Regions from separate parts of the Homo sapiens genome. Here region 1 is linked to region 2. A link is a loop called in an ENCODE intact Hi-C map of the cell type or tissue named here. Cell type or tissue: PC-3. All regions are shown on one strand.

The links. Peaks named below come from ENCODE experiments on the same cell type or tissue, not always from the same donor. Only the 100,000 strongest peaks of a DNase experiment are listed, where the experiment ranks them.
Region 1: it touches region 2 in a loop (5-fold over the local background); 1 of 110 quality-filtered maps calls a loop at or near these places.

The regions. Positions count from the first base shown.
Region 1 is chr5:90,431,066-90,439,065 of GRCh38, reverse strand. No RefSeq gene overlaps it. Among named protein-coding and RNA genes, the nearest start is that of CETN3, 25 kb to the right of the region's middle. RefSeq lists a silencer at 4,736-4,825. In PC-3, a CTCF peak has its summit at 4,745 (motif pointing right); a DNase peak (open chromatin) is centred at 4,755.
Region 2 is chr5:90,281,128-90,289,127 of GRCh38, reverse strand. The region is part of intron 1 of LINC01339 (long intergenic non-protein coding RNA 1339); the gene reads left to right. Among named protein-coding and RNA genes, the nearest start is that of LINC01339, 4.9 kb to the left of the region's middle. In PC-3, no CTCF peak of the experiment used is centred here; a DNase peak (open chromatin) is centred at 3,347.

The DNA.
Region 1 (8,000 bases), 150 kb before region 2:
TCTCCTTGGACATTTCAGATCACCATTAGCTCAAGTATTGTCAAGAGAAAACTATTTTTTTTTCAATTCCTGAGTATTCTGATACCACTTTTAAAGCAATTTTTTTCACTTTGGAGACTATAATAGCTTAAACGGAATTAAACAGAATAGAGTTTAATTCTCATCCTTGGTCTAGAGAGTACCATAGTGGAATATATCCAGCATGAGACAAACAAGATGCCAAGTCTTTTCTAGAGTAATCTAGACTTTCTAGTAGTCTTCTAGAGTAGATATACAAGTTTAAAGGGGAGATGAACTAAACAGAGGAACAAAGAGGCTCACTTTATGATTCCCGTGTAAAATAATAAAACCCTTTATTCTGAAAACAGTCTGGGCCAAAGACTGCCATGACACCCTGGATAGTTTATGGTAAAGGGAGGAAGGTGTATACTTGTCCTCACCCTGCAGCCCCCTCCATTGTTGTCAGGGTTCAGGTAACTACAGAGCCTGCTGTGGAAAGTAAGAACAGACTCGAGGTCTGGAGTAAGATTTGATTTTGTCATCTAGTAAGAAGGCAACATGCAACATGTGAGCTCACACAAGTCAAAGTTGGATGACCATACTCCCAATTTCTTGGTTAAATATGCAGTCTACCTTTATATTCACAAGAGGAAGGAAAAAAAAAGACAGTGGATTTTTCTTTAGGTATGTTAAGTTACTAGGCAAGCCAATCAAGGCAAAATATTGTAACGCTGCCAAACTTCAAGAGCTATTTGTAAAGTGTGCTGATAACCTCTTTTGAAACAGGTCATGGTATTTGTCTAGAGGAAATAAGTCATAAGGGTGTAGGTGTATCTGTTTGTAAAAATGCCATCCTTTTCTCTAAATTATACAATCTATAGTTGTGTTTATTACAGGGGATACTTTCTTCTTCAAAATCTCATTAAAAATACAGAGCATGGCTCCTTCCCACTCAAATAATGAATTTGAATCTTTGGGATTGGGGTTCAAACATCTCTATTTCTAGCAAGCTCTCCAGGTCATTCTGATGTGTCTAAGAACCACTCTTCTAGACTTCATTACCAAAACCAATAAGACTAAATACTTAAAAAAGATTTTAAGGCAATCAAGGGTGAAAAAGTAGAACAACAGGTCTTATTTAATAACCACTTAGCTGGAGGACTGGCAGATCAACAATGAGATACCCAAATTACAATACCATCTGTGCAGGGAAGCATTCTTTAATAAGTCTTATTACCACATGTGGCAACCTGATAAAATCTCTGTGAAAGAGTGGAAATATTCCAGACAAGTAATTTCATTTATTAATTCAAGTGTTATTTATTGAGTATCAGGTACATGCTAGGAGCTATGTTAGGCACTGGAATTACAAGGAGAAAAGGTCCTTCCCTTTAGGAAGCACTTATTGTAAAAAACTGTTTTTAGACTTCAGTGTGGATAAAAATCACTTTGCATACTTTTTATGAATGCAGACTCTTGGTATCTAATTATGAAGAATGATAGTTTAATTAGTAAGACATAAAGTAAGCCAATACTGATAATACAAGTGGTAGGTTTTGAGATATACAAGCTAGGCATGGTGGCTCACACCTGTAATCCCAGCACTTTGCAAGGCAGAGGTGGGAGGATCACTTGAACCCAGGAGTTCGAGATCAGCATGGGCAACATGACAAAACTCCATCTCTACAAAAAAATACAAAAATTAGCCGAGTGTGGTGTTGCATGCCTGTAGTCCCAGCTATTCTGGTAGCTGAGGCAGAGGGATCACTTGAGCCTGGGAGGTAGAGGTTGCAGTGAGCCATGATGGTGTCACTAAACTCTAGCCCGAGTGACAGAGTGAGACACTGTCAAAAAAAAAAAAAAAAAAAGATATACAAAGATGGTCATTTGATCGCCTATCCAGATCAAGAGGGAAGGGGAAATATCAGGGATCGTTTTTTGTAGAAGATGATAACAATTTGAATTCCTTAATGAAAACTAGGAGCTTTCTAGATGAAAAAAGGTGGGAGTCAGGCAATGGCAGTGAATGATGAGAAAATGTACCATACATTAGGCACTAAATCTTATGTCTGGGTGTGGAAGTTGAAGGTAAAGTACAGTGCAGATAGGATGGGTAAATAAGCAGGACCAGGTTATGAGGAGTCTTGTGTCCTAAAGAGTTTTAACTTTACCCAGAAATAAATGGTGAATCATTGAAGTATTTGAGGTAGAGTTTGACCTTGTCAGAATTGGGTTTTAGAAAAAAGCATTCTGATACTACTGAATGAATGGGTTGGGTGATTCAAGAAAGGGAGAGTAACAGGAAGGTCAGGCAGGTAGAAAGTTGATATGATACTTAAAGCAAGGAATGTGAAAGCCTACCTTAAGGTAGTGTTGCTGGAGTGGAGAAGAGAGAAAGGAGAGATGCTAAAGTGATTAAACTGATGATACATGGAGAAAAAGGTGGGGTCGGTTGGGTAGCGGGGTGAAGAGAAGAAGGTAGAGTGAAGGATGACTCCCAGGTTTCTGGGTTGATTCTACTCATCTCATCTCTTTAGTGATAGTGTTTCCTCTTTTTAATTGGGAAGACCTTCCCTTTGCCATCTTTGTGCCAAGCACTTTGTACTTTAAGTAGCTGTATCATTTGTTGAGTGCTTACTATGTTCCAGGCATTACTATGATAAATACATTATCTCACTATAGAAGATGCTGTCAATGCCCTATCCATATCCCCTTGGCCCCATCTAGGAGTCACCTGCAGCCTTAGTGGATGGTTCCTATAAAAACAAAGCTTTCTACTTCAAGTCATGGATTTTCTGTGAGAGGGCTTTCTCTGTGTTCTGGACTATACCTGACCTGTGCTCAGGGGAGGCCAGAAGTGTCTGGGACGCTTGCCCAGGAGAAATTCTCAACCAGCGAGGAATGGGAAGTTAAGGATAACTACCCTTCCCAGCTTCCTAGCCCTGTGATGAAGAATCCCTGGTAGGATTTGGCCTCTTCTTCACCCAGGGGGTATGTGCTTGTTAACTGAGCCATTATTGGCTTTTCTCCTTGTCTCACATCATCACACTCTCACCTCCCAAATAAACTACTTGCACTCAAATTTTCATCTCAGATTGTGCTTTTGGGGAAACCTAAATTAAGGTACTCGATGCTCATTGCAACCCAATGAGGATGGTAAGAACTATTCCTGTCACCATTTTATATGTGTGTAAACTTATGCTTGGAGAGGTTAAATCAATTATCCCTATCACTTAGCTGGTAAATGCTAAAACCTGGATTCAAATCCAAAGGCTGTGATCTTAACACTAGGCTATATTGCCAGTCCTGAATTCCAAGATGCAAACTAGGCATCACTAGCTGTGGATTGAAAGCCAGAGGAAGCCTGCTTCAGTGCCTTTTAGGCAGCACTGAAACTGACTACTCTTTTCAGATTTCAATTCTTATTATTACAAATGCTGAGCCTGAGACTCGTCTGCCAGCACATCTTCCCTTTCCTCATGCCCACTTTAGTTGGTTAAAAATTCACTGTGTAGTTTCTTCCCCTTTTCTGAGCCTGGTAGTAATATAGAATTTAGAAGCTGGCCAGGTCATTTTTGAAGAAGGTCAGATGTAGTCACATAATGGCAAAAAGTGGTATGATGCATCAACCATTCTTAATTCTTTTTTCTACTTGTCAGATTTGCCTGCAGTACTTTCTTGGTTCAGTTCCTGGTTAAGAATTTGAAGTGAAATTGAATGATGAAAGGAAAAGGGCAATTGCTACTTGAGGTCAAGAAAAATAATGTGTCCAGAACCCAGCAGCAGCTCAGACTTTTCTCTCCTTGTCTACAATGTAAATGATTCATGTTGAAGGGAAGTACAGAGGAGAACCATGGAAAGCGGAAGATTTAATGTCAATTCCTTCATGAACTAGCGATGTGACATTAAGCAAATCACCTAACTTCTAAAGATCGTGCCTGGGCAGAGTAGTTTATGCCTATAATATGAACACTTAGAGAGGCCGAGGCAGGAGGATCACTTAAGGCCAGGGGTTCAAGACTAGCCTGGGCAACATAGAAAGACCCCACCTCTACAAAAAATTGTAAAAAAAGATCTTGGTTGTCATCTGAAAGAATAATTTCAAGTATGGATGGTCTGAAAGAATAATTTCAAGTAAGTTCTTTTCTAGTTTAAACATTTCTGTGGTTCTATCAAGCCCTGAGTTACAGTTGCCTAGATGAAGGAACCTCAGCTTCGAGTACACTGGTCCACTTCCCACTCTCTGCACATATTTGCACCTTCCTAAGTTTATGCTTTTTCCTGTGATTTTCCTTCCATATGTAATGGTTTGTCTTCTCTTATAAAATTTCAATTCAACTTTTATAATTTTTTGTCTTAATGATTGCAGAAATAATTGTGCCCTCCTCTGAAACCCTAAGCGTTTATTATCACACCACTTATCATATGGCACTTAGCATTTATAGCACAAGAAAACTCTGCAAGAGACATTATAGTAGGCATGGAGTACAGGATTAATTGCCAGAGAAGTGGTTTGGAGCGTAGTTCTCAACATGTGGTGGTCAAATCACATTGAGTTTCTAAGACTGTACTCCTTTCTCTCTCACTGATCACACCCATGCCACCATGTCATAACACTCCAGGATGAATACAATTAGTATATAAATGAATTCAAATACCTATGTAGGCCGTAATGCGTAAAGTGAAGCAGTACATTTGCAATAATGAGTGGAGGAACTCCCACAGAAAGGAGAGCGTAAGTCCCACCTAAAGGGGGCAGCAGTGCCTTGGCTGTGAGGTGGTACAGCACCCATGTGGATAGATTCTCAGTTCTTAAAGAAAAGTCAGAAATCTAAAGTCTTTGTTCCTGATTTTTAAATGTTAGCAACAAAATGAAACATTTTAAGCATACTTTCCATACATTTTATTTAGCTTGTAGGTGACCCCTGGTCTCTGGTCCACAAGTTTTCCTCAGCAAATTGCAGTCTGGCTTTTCCAGTGAGATTGCTTTTCCAAAAGTTATCCTACACCAGCTTTGTGACCCAAGGCAGATAATTTAACTTGTTTGAGTATCAGAGCTTTCTTGCCTATGATATCAACCTCATAGGATGTATGTGAACAGTAAATGAGAAAAATCCTGTAAAACACAGTACATAGAAGTTAACACAAAGTACTCCACGAATGTTTGTTCCTGCTCTGCTGCAACCATACTGCAATCTGGCCTTCTGTATCAACATGGCATACCTTTAAATACCTTTGTGCCATCTCTCCTTCTGCCAGTGCACACTCTTCTCCCCTCAGCCTCCGAGTTTTAACTTCTTGAGTAATGTGCCGTCTCAAGTTGAGTATAAATTTCTTGATAGTAAAGATTACTCGAGTTCTTCCCCTCCCCCATTTAAAAAACGGTTTTATGCTGGAAATTTTCAATCACGTACAATGTAGAGAGAACAGTATAATCAACCCTTGCATACTGACCCATCCTCAACAATTTTCTTTCTTTTCTTTTTTTTTCTTTTTGAGACAGAGTTTCACTCTTGTTGCCCAGGCTGGACTGCAACGGCTTGATCTCAGCTCACTGCAACCTTCGCCTCCAGGGTTCAAGCAATTCTCCTGCTTCGGCCTCCCCAGTAGGTGGGACTACAGGTGTCTACCACCACGCCCAGTTAATTTTTGTATTTTTAGTAGAGATGGGGTTTCACCATGTCAGTCAGGCTGTTCTTGAACTCCTGACCTCAGGTGATCTACCCGCCTCGGCCTCCCAAAGTGCTGGGATTACAGGCATGAGCCACCATGCCTGGCCCCTGAACAATTTTCAATGCATGGCCGATTTGGTTTCATCTACACCCTCACTAACCAATTCCCCCTGACACTGCATTATTTTGAAGCCTGCTAAAGACATCACATCATCTCACTTGTAAATACTTCAATAGTTAAACAGCTTTTTAAGGAATGTGTGAGAAAGAAAATAATGCTGTGGAAAGATTATTAATGATGATGGGGAGGTAGAGGGCAAGCAGGAGAGACTGACTAGTAATATGTATCCTACAAAGATGAGGGTTCTTTTCTTTCCAAGATTTAAAAATTTAAAAATTCTGCATAAGCCAGTACTACACAGCTTGAACAAAATATGTGGGCACATTCTGGCCATCAGGCCATAAGTATGCAAGCTTTGCTATAAATAATAAATGGGGAAAGGGGCAATCAGCAAGGGATAGACTCATAATAGCGTCAGTTTAAAGGAAGGAATTCAGTCTCCAATTGCCAGGTAAACTTGTGAGTTTTAAAATGGTTTCCACCTTAGAGTTCTCACAATTAGAAAAAAATTTTAGAATACGTTTTGCATAAGTCTTGGTTGATAATAGAAATGCTGTGACTATTTTTAATTAATTCATTCTGGCTGCCAATACCAACATTTCACAAAATGTGCTTTTGCTGAGGTTACCAATTTTGTCAAGCCCAGCTGAGTTGACCAGTTTCTCCTATATGGTTTTCAGCATGACCGGTTTTCTCCTGTTTTTTTTTTTTTCTTCTACATTGATCATACCACTTAACAAACTGCTAGCTTTGGTCTTGAACTCTCTCTCTCTCTCTCTCTCTATATATATATACACATATATATACACATATATATACACACATATATACACATATATATACACATATATACACATATATACATATATACAAATATATATACACATATATACATATATACACATATATACATATATACACACATATATACACACACATATATATACACACACATATATACATATATACACACATATATACATATATACACATATATACATATATACACATATATATATACATATATACACATATATACACATATATATACATATATATATGCGTGTGTGTGTGTGTATACATCATATATATTTTCTTTTTTTCTCCTGGTTTTCTTTCTACTACATTGGTCATACCTCTTACAATATGCTAGCTTTGGTTTTGAACTATATATATATATATATATATATATATACACACACACATACATATATAGACATATATATAAACATATATATAACAGACACACTTTTCCTAGTTGATTTTGTCTAGTTACGTTACTTTAAATATTATTTAAATATTGATGATTCAAATTTATTCCTAGATTTCACTTTTCTCTGAAGCTCTAGACTCTTATAAATAACTTCCTACTTAACAGTTCCACGTATTTATTTATTTATGTATATATTTATTTATTTATTTTTGAGACGGAGTTTCACACTTTCGCCCAGGCTGGAGCGAAGTGGTGCTATCTCGGCTCAGTGCAGCCTCCACCCCCAGGGTTCAAGTGATTCTCCTGCCTCAGCCTCCCGAGTAGCTGGGATTATAGGCACCCGCCACCATGCCTGCTAATTTTTGTATTTTTAGTAGAGACGGGGTTTTGCCGTATTGGCCAGGTGCTCTCAAACTCTTGACCTCAGGTGATTCACCCACCTTGGCCTCCCAAAGTGCTAGGATTACAGGCGTGAGCCACGGTGTCCGGCCCCACATAGATTTTTAAAAGGCATCTGAAAGTTGCTGTCTCTAAGTTCAAACAAATTCCCCATTTCTGCACCCATACTTTCCTTCCAGTCTTTTTCATCTCTGTAAATGGCACCACCATCCACCTAGTTGCTCTAACCCCAAACCTAAGAAAGTTATTAATTCTTCCTTCCCCAGCCTCCTCCAATCTTGTTTTATTCATTCAGTCTCCAAATACTACTTCGAATCTGTTCAGTCTTCTCCATTCCCATGACCCCCGCCTTAGTATAAGCCTACATCTTCTGTATTCTGGGCCACTAGAATAGCCTCTACTGGTTTCTGTGCTTCCATTCTTGCCTCATCTGCCTTGTCTACTTTTCTAGCCAACTACTTTCTTCTCCTTCCTTATTAACAGAATCATTATTTAGTTAGAGGCAGCAATGTTTAAAATGCATGTTCAAAGACTCCCTTACAGTTACAGATGGCCATCTGACAGAGATACAATAAATAAGGCAAGCAGTGATAAT
Region 2 (8,000 bases):
ATTGTTGTACCATCCCGTGAACATACAAAAAACACTTTAAATGGGTGAACTGTATGATGTATGAATTATATTCCAATAAAGCAATTGAAGAACTGTACATATCCTTACATATACACATACACAGAAACATACAGCAAGAAAACATAAAATATCAATAAATGTTTCATATGTGTTTTCAGCTGAGTTTCTACTCACTTCTTTCGACATATATATATATATATATATATATATATATATAATTTTGTATACTGAATATAGTTTTCAATAACCAGAAAATAAATAAATATTATAAACAAAGTAAATGTTCTAAACTCTCCTGCCCTGGGCAAGGTTGTTCTCAGAGATTTCCCAACTAATAACAATGACAAGAACAACTCCTATCCACTCAAACTCTCTTCATCTATTGTTTACTATGTGCTGCTACCTGCTGGAAAGACAAGCTAAATAAAGTATATAAGCTCCTTGAGGATAGGGACTTTATTTTTATTCACTACTGTGAATAAAGAAAACTCTCAATTTGGTGAATGAATTAAAACCACAATGAGATACCATCTCACACCAGTCAGAATGGCTATTATTAAAAAATCAAAAAATAACAGATGCTGCTGAGACTGTGGAGAAAAGGGAATGTTCATACACTATTGATGGGAATTTAAATCAGTTCAGCCACTGTGAAAGGCAGTTTGGAGATTTCTCAAAGAATTTAAAATACAACTACCATTCGACCCAGCCATCCCATTACTGGGTATATACTCAAAGGAAAATCAATTGTTCTACAAAAAAGACATACACACTTGTATGTTCATCCCAGTGCTATTCACAATAGCACCTAAGTGCCCAATGATGGTGGATTGCATAAACAAAATGCCATACATACACCCCATGGAATATTACATAGTCATAAAAAGATAAAATTACGTCCTTTGCAGCAATATGGATCCAGGCTGGAGGCCATTATTCTAAGCAAAAATCACAGGGACAGCATGTTCTTATTTAGTGGGAGCTAAACATTGAGCACACATGGACATAAAGATGGAAACAACAGATACTGGGGACTACTGGGGTTGAGGGAGAGTGTGTGAAGGGTATGGGGTAAAAAACTACCTGTAGGGTACTATGTTCACTACTGGGTGACAAGATCATCTGTACTCCAAACCTTAGTGTCATGTAATATACCCATGTAACAAGTCTGCACTTGTATCCCATGAATTTAAAATGAAAGTTGAAATTATTTAAAACAAAAAAGAAAAAAGAGATGAATGAAGACATCACTGTATTTTCTTTCAGGCAGGTCACAATCTAGTGTGGTTGTGTGGAGTGCAAAAACAGGCAGTGGTTTACTAAGCATAGATACAGGGTGCTGTGGGAACATTTAGGAGAGACACAAAACCCAGGATAGGGTATTTAGGACAGGCATCTTTCGGAAGATAATTTTTTTTTTTTTTGAGACAGAGTTTCGCTCTTGTTGCCCAAGCTAGAGTGCAATGGCACAATCTAGGCTCACTGCAACCTCTGCCTCCTGGCTTCAAGTGATTCTCCTGCCTCAGCCTCCCGAGTAGCTGTGATTACAGGCATGCGCCACCATGCCCGGCTAATTTTGTATTTTTAGTAGAGACGGGGTTTCTCCATGTTGGTCAGACTGTCATTGAAATCCCGACCCCAGTTGATCCGCCCACCTTGGTCTCCCAAAGTGCTGGGATTACAGGCATGAGCCACTGTGCCCGGCCATGGAAGATAATTTCTCAGCTGAGTCCTGAAGAATGAATTGGTAGCAGGGAGGGAAGAAATTCTAGGCAGATAGAGTAGCCTATATCCTAAGACCCAAAGATGAGCTGGTGCATAGTCCACTCAAGGGATTTCAAAAGCTGTGGTTAAGTTTGGAGTGTTGAGTGAGTGTGGGTTGTAATGAGAGATGAGGTTGGAGGAATTTCAGAGGGTATAGATAATAAATCATAAAAAGCTCTACATGGAGTGATTTTATCTTAAGGCAATGTGAATCATTAGAAGGGTTTTATTTAGAAGGTGACTCTATTATGTTTGTACTTCTCTTGGTTTTGCAGACTATGCCATTTAAGTTCCTTTATTATGGTAGGTATTTACCTACAGGCTAGCCAGGACTAAGTTCAAAATAAAAAGAGAAGACTTTTTGGGTCTTTAATTAAAAATTCTTTTTTTTTTTTTTTGAGACAGAATCTCGATCTGTCACCCAGGCTGGAGTGCAGTGGCATGATCTTGGCTCACTGCAACCTCCACCTCCCCGGTTCAAGCTCTTCTCCCGCCTCACTCTCTTGAGTAGCTGGAATTATAGGTGTGTGCCACCACACCTGGCTAATTTTGGTATTTTTAATAGAAAGGGGGTTTCACCATATTGGCCAGGCTGGTCTTGAACTCCTAATCTCAAGTGATCCGCCCACCTCGGCCTCCCAAAGTGATTAGATGACAGGCGTAAGCCACCGTGCCCCGCTGTTAATTAGAAATTCTATTGCTTATGTGGCTCTCCCAGCTTCACTTCTTACACTGTTGATGAGGAAGTTGGGGTCCTAGTTGGGCCGGTGCTCTAGACTTGGTTGGCGGGAGCAGAGAGCTATGACTGTCAACGGAACTTCACTCTGGAGAGGTTTTACTGAAGGCTGTACTTTAAAGTGATCAGAGGCTCCAGCTGGTATTTCTAGCTCTCCCTAGATCTTCCACTGAGCAGATGCAGCCTCACCTTCCCCACTCAATATAGTTTTTGGTATTTTGGAGATCCTACCTGACAGGTGACTCCTTAGTTAAAGTTATAATTACTCTGGATGATATTTTAATTTTACCTGGCATTTTAAGCGCATAATATTTAAGCCATCTCTATCACTATCTTGGGTGGTAATGACGGTATTTTCTATGTATTTTGACTGGTATAAATAATGTCTGGCTTTTAACCTTATAAGCATTGTACACAATGAACCATATTCAAAGCCAAAATTATACACAACTAACCAGAGGTGGAATCATTAAATGCTTTCATGTGGGAAGGGAAGAATTCAGTGTAGAGAATGAGTTTGAAAGCAAGCTATTGGAGTGATCCATGTGAGGAACAATAGTGGCCTGACCTGACTTGGTAAGATGGCAGAAAAGTTGAAATGGCTAATGTATGAGCAAGTAGACATGGTAATGAATATGATGATAATAAGAATAGGGAACACTTACAAATAGCTTTGGTTTGTGCCAGGCAGTGTACTATGTTCCTTACCAAGGTTATCTTATTTTCTTTCTTTAATCCTCACAGCTGACTTTGTGAGTTACAGCTCTATCACTGATTTAGACACATCCCAACGTTGACTTGCATGGTGCTCTGACTCACCTTCTGAGCAATTTTAGCCATTGTCATACTGGTTTTCTATCAGTTCTGTCAACAGGCCTTGTTGTTTCTGACTTAGGGCCTTTGTGGATGCTGTGCTCTCTGTCTGGAATGCTCTGTACTCCCAGTCCCTCCAAACCCCAACTCATAGACATTTACCTAGTTAACATCTACTTTTAGATCTCAGATCAAATACTCCTTTCTCAGAGAGGCCTTCCTTGAGCCCCAAGTTCAGGTGAAGTCCAATTTTTTCATGATTTTATAATACTACACACATTTCTTTCCAATGATAATACCAGTCGTAAACTGATGTGTACTTAAGTGTTTAGTGGAATCATTGTTATTTCCTATACTAGGTTATAAAGTCCATGGGAATAGGAACTATGCTCAGATTTCAGTTTTATTTATTTATTTATTTAGAGACAGAGTCTCAGTCTGTTACCCCAGCTAGAGTGCAGTGCTGCAATTATAGCTCACTGAAACCTCAAACTCCTAAGTTCAAATGATCCTCCCACCTCAGCCTTCTGAGTAGCTGGGACTATTCGTATGCACCACCACACCTGGCTAATTTAAAATTTTTTTTCGAGACAGGGTCTCGTCATGTTGCCCAGGATGGTCTCGAACTCCTGGCCTCAAGCAATCCCCTCGCCTTGGTCTACCAAAGCTCTGGGAATTACAGGCATGATCTACCCTGCCTGGCTTATTTATTTTTAATCATCATGATATTTCCAGAATTTATCACATTGCATGGCATGCAGTAAGCATTCAATTAATGTTACTTGGATAGATTGTAAACTTGGAGACTTTCACTTTCCCTTATTTACTTTTCAAAATCTATTAGTTTACAATAGTTTCCTTATTGTACCTATGTCATCCCTTCACAACACTCAGAGTGGCCACAAGCACTCCAACAACTTATGCACTTTAGGCTGTCTCCAGAATGATGATACTCATCATATTTCTGTGACTTCCAACTTCTATCTGCCTCCTGGATTCACTCCTTTTCCTGTTACCAGCATTGCTCCAATGAGAACAAAGACTTTTAATTTTGCAGATTCATGATCAAACATGGAGATGTGTGCTTTTGAGTTGACCATTATTCAAGTCAAAACCTGGAGCAGTTATTTTTGAGCAAAAGGATGAGGAATGATCAAAGGCTTGGAATTTTTAGTGCAAATAAGGGTTGGTTCATGCATTTTAAAGGCATGACATTCATAATATCAGAGTGCAAGATGAAATTGCTAATGTAGAGAGCAGTACAAGAAGGTAGTAAGACTTTCGGCTTCAAAGGCAGGAGAAACCAGCAACTTGATCACTTTGTCTGCTTGAGAAAAAAAAAAGAGAGAGAGACAGAAAAGGAGACATTTTGAATTGGGTTTTCAAAAAGGCAAGAAATTACAAAATTGAACCCATTTTAAGATTTTCATTATGTAAAAAAATTGTATGTATATGTGAAAGGGAAATGACAAGGTGAAATAGTTTTTTCTTTGAAGGAAACAAGATTATAGGGTGAACTATTTCTTTATTTTGTTTTGATTTACATTTATATTGTCATACGACACATATATTTTTCAAGGAACTCCAAATCTTCTTTAAAGTTTCAAGGTATAATTTACAGAGTAGATCTACTATATGTGATGTTCCATGTTACATCATTTTAGTTAATCCCAACAATGACCCTGAGAGGAAGATGTTGAGCCGGAGGCAGGAGGAATTCTTGAGTCCAGGAGTTTGAGACAAGCCTGGGCAACATTGTGAGATCTCGTCTCTACAAAAAATAAAAAGTTAGCTGGGTGCAGTAGCACACACCTATAGTCTCAGCTACTTAGGGGGCTGAGGTGGGACAATTACTTGAGTCTGGGAGGCCAAGGCTGCAGTGAGCAGTGATCATGCCACCCACTCCAGCCTGGGTGACAGAGGAAGACCTTGTTCCAAAAACAAAACAAATGAAAAAAAAATGAAAGATAAAAAATTGCTTTAGAAGTTGAACAAGTTAAAAAAAAGAGATACTTTTTGTGTGTTGTAAGAGGTAGACCTAGGAGTTGAACCCTGCTTGATCTGATTCCAAGCTTAGTTTTAATCCATTGTCCTACTCTGCCTCTTTTCAGGGTAACGGGACACAGTCTTCTTAAAGAAGACTTTCCAAATTCCCTGAAACTGCTGAAAATATTTCTTCCTCTGCTGCTTTATTTAAATTAATGAGTTATTTCAATAAATAATTTATTTATTAATTATTGTTAAATATTAATATTTATTAAACATTTGGTGCACATATGCCAGTGATTGTTGTACTTTCTGCCTTTTTTTTTGTTGTTGTTGTTGTTGTTGAGATGGAATCTCACTCTTGTTGCTGTGCAGTGGCGTGATCTTAGTTCACTGCAACCTCCACCTCCCGGGTTCAAGCAATTCTCCTGCCTCAGCCTTGCAAGTAGCTAGGATTACAGGTGCCTGCCACCACGCCCAGCTAATTTTTATATTTTTGGTAGAGATGGGGTCTCACCATGTTGGTCAGGCTGGTCTCAAACTCCTGACCTCAGGTGATCTGCTCGGCTCGGCCTTTCAAAGTTCAGGGATTACAGGCGTGAACCACCGTGCCAGGCCATGTTGTAGTTTCTGAGTGAACAAGAGTGAATACAATGAATGAGGTCCTTACTCTTAGACTATTCTAGTAGAAGAAAGATAATAGATCTCAAATTAGCAAATAAGAAAGTTATGAGATCACAGTAAGTGATACTTAGAGAATGAATGTTGACTATCTGATTGTGATGACTTATTGGAGCCCAGAAGCTGCTTATTAAATAACATAATGGGAAGACCTCTCTGAGGAGCAAACGTTGAAGTTGGGATCCCAATGACAAGAATGATCCCAGCAGAAGAGCAAGTTTTTACCAAGGCCCTGTGGTAGAAACCAGAATATGTTCAAGTAATGGCAAGAGAAGACCAGTGTCACCAGCTCGTAAAAGATGCTAGAGAGAGACGCAGTTGGAAAAGTAGGATGTAGCCAGCTCATGAAGGGATTTGTAAGCCAGAGCAAGAAAAATGGATTTTAGTTTAATGGACATAGGAAGTCATTGGAGGATTTTAAGTGAAAAAATGTTATTCTTGCTGCTGTGTGGAAAATGGATTGTTGGGGAGCAAAAGAGTCGGGTCAGGGACATGAGTCAGAAGGCTATTGTGATATTCCCAGTGGGAGAAATGGCAGTGGTTTTGATGGGAGCAGTGGTTCTTAAATGAAAGTGTTCATGGGAATCACCAGAAGGGAGGGCTGAACAAGCTGATAGACCTGCTTCTTCCCCCTGGGGTCTGATTCAATACAAGTGGGATGGCGCCCATGTTCGCAGGTTGTGCTGATGCTGATTCTACAAAGGACAAAGGTGTTAGTAATGGAGATAAAAGGGGAAAGATTCAGGATGTATTTTAAAGTTGAGACTATAGAACTTGCCAATGGATTGAATTTAGGGAGTAAGAAAAGAAAAGAATCAACATTTAGAATTCTGGGGAAGTGCTAGAGGTGCTTTTTACTGAAATGAGGAGGTCTCAGGAAGGAACAGGTTTTGGTTGGAGAGGAGTAAGGGAAGAATCAAGATTTAATTGAATTAAGGGGAAATTATGAAGATGTTACATTTTATACATTTATACTGGATTGTATTAAGTAATTTTAGATGATTTATTAAGGTGATCTAATCTTTTCACTGAGGCAGTGGGGCTGGTACAGAGAACACAGCTAGCTTGAGCAGGTCCCAGTGAAGTGATGGAGGCCAGAATGGGGGCTGGAGCTAAAGAGGGCACATGGAGTCAGGAGTGGTAATAGGCACTTTCAGTCCCAGCTACCCTGGAGGCTGAGGTGGGAGAATTGTTTGAACCAAGGAGTTCAAAACCAGCCTGGGCAACATTAGTGAGACGCTGTCTATAAAAAAGTAATAATAAATAAAAATAAATAAATAAAATGAAGAAGGCACATGGGGGTGGTTGGAAGCTGTCTGCATGATTCAAGTCAGGTGGAGGAGTGAAGAGGAGTGACTGAATTAGAATGATGTCAGGAATAAATATGTAGGATTCTATACAATGGCATTATCTGATGTTTTTGTCTGGGACTTATGGGCTGCAATGTGGTTTGATGAACCAGGGCAGTTTACAGGATGAGTGGCAAGACATGAGCCTGGTTATTAATAATTACACATAATACTACTAACAACAACTAACCTTTATTGAGCGCATACACTTTTCTGGGCATTGCTGAGTGCTTTTCATAGGTTATCTAATTTAACTCTTACAATACCCCATGAGATAGGTGCCATTATTATTCCATTTTTATAATTCGGGAAACTGAGTCTGAGAGGATAACTTGCCTGAGGTCACATAGCTAGAAAAATTATAGAGCTGGGATTCATACTTTGTGCTGTTCAATATTTTAGAAAGTTTTTATCTGTACAAGTCTAAAACAGACATTTTGGGGGTACTAAAGAGCTCTTTTCTGCTTTGCTTACAAAATGTTTAATGTTAGGCTTTAGGCAAGAACATGCACCTCTGCCCCCCCGCCCCACTGCCCCTTTATAACATTAAAAAATCAAGATCCAGTAATTTTATCTGATAGCTCATGTTCCAGAATGTAATCTTTTATAAGCTTGAGGACTTTGCATGGTCTGTGTCTGAAAACAGTAAC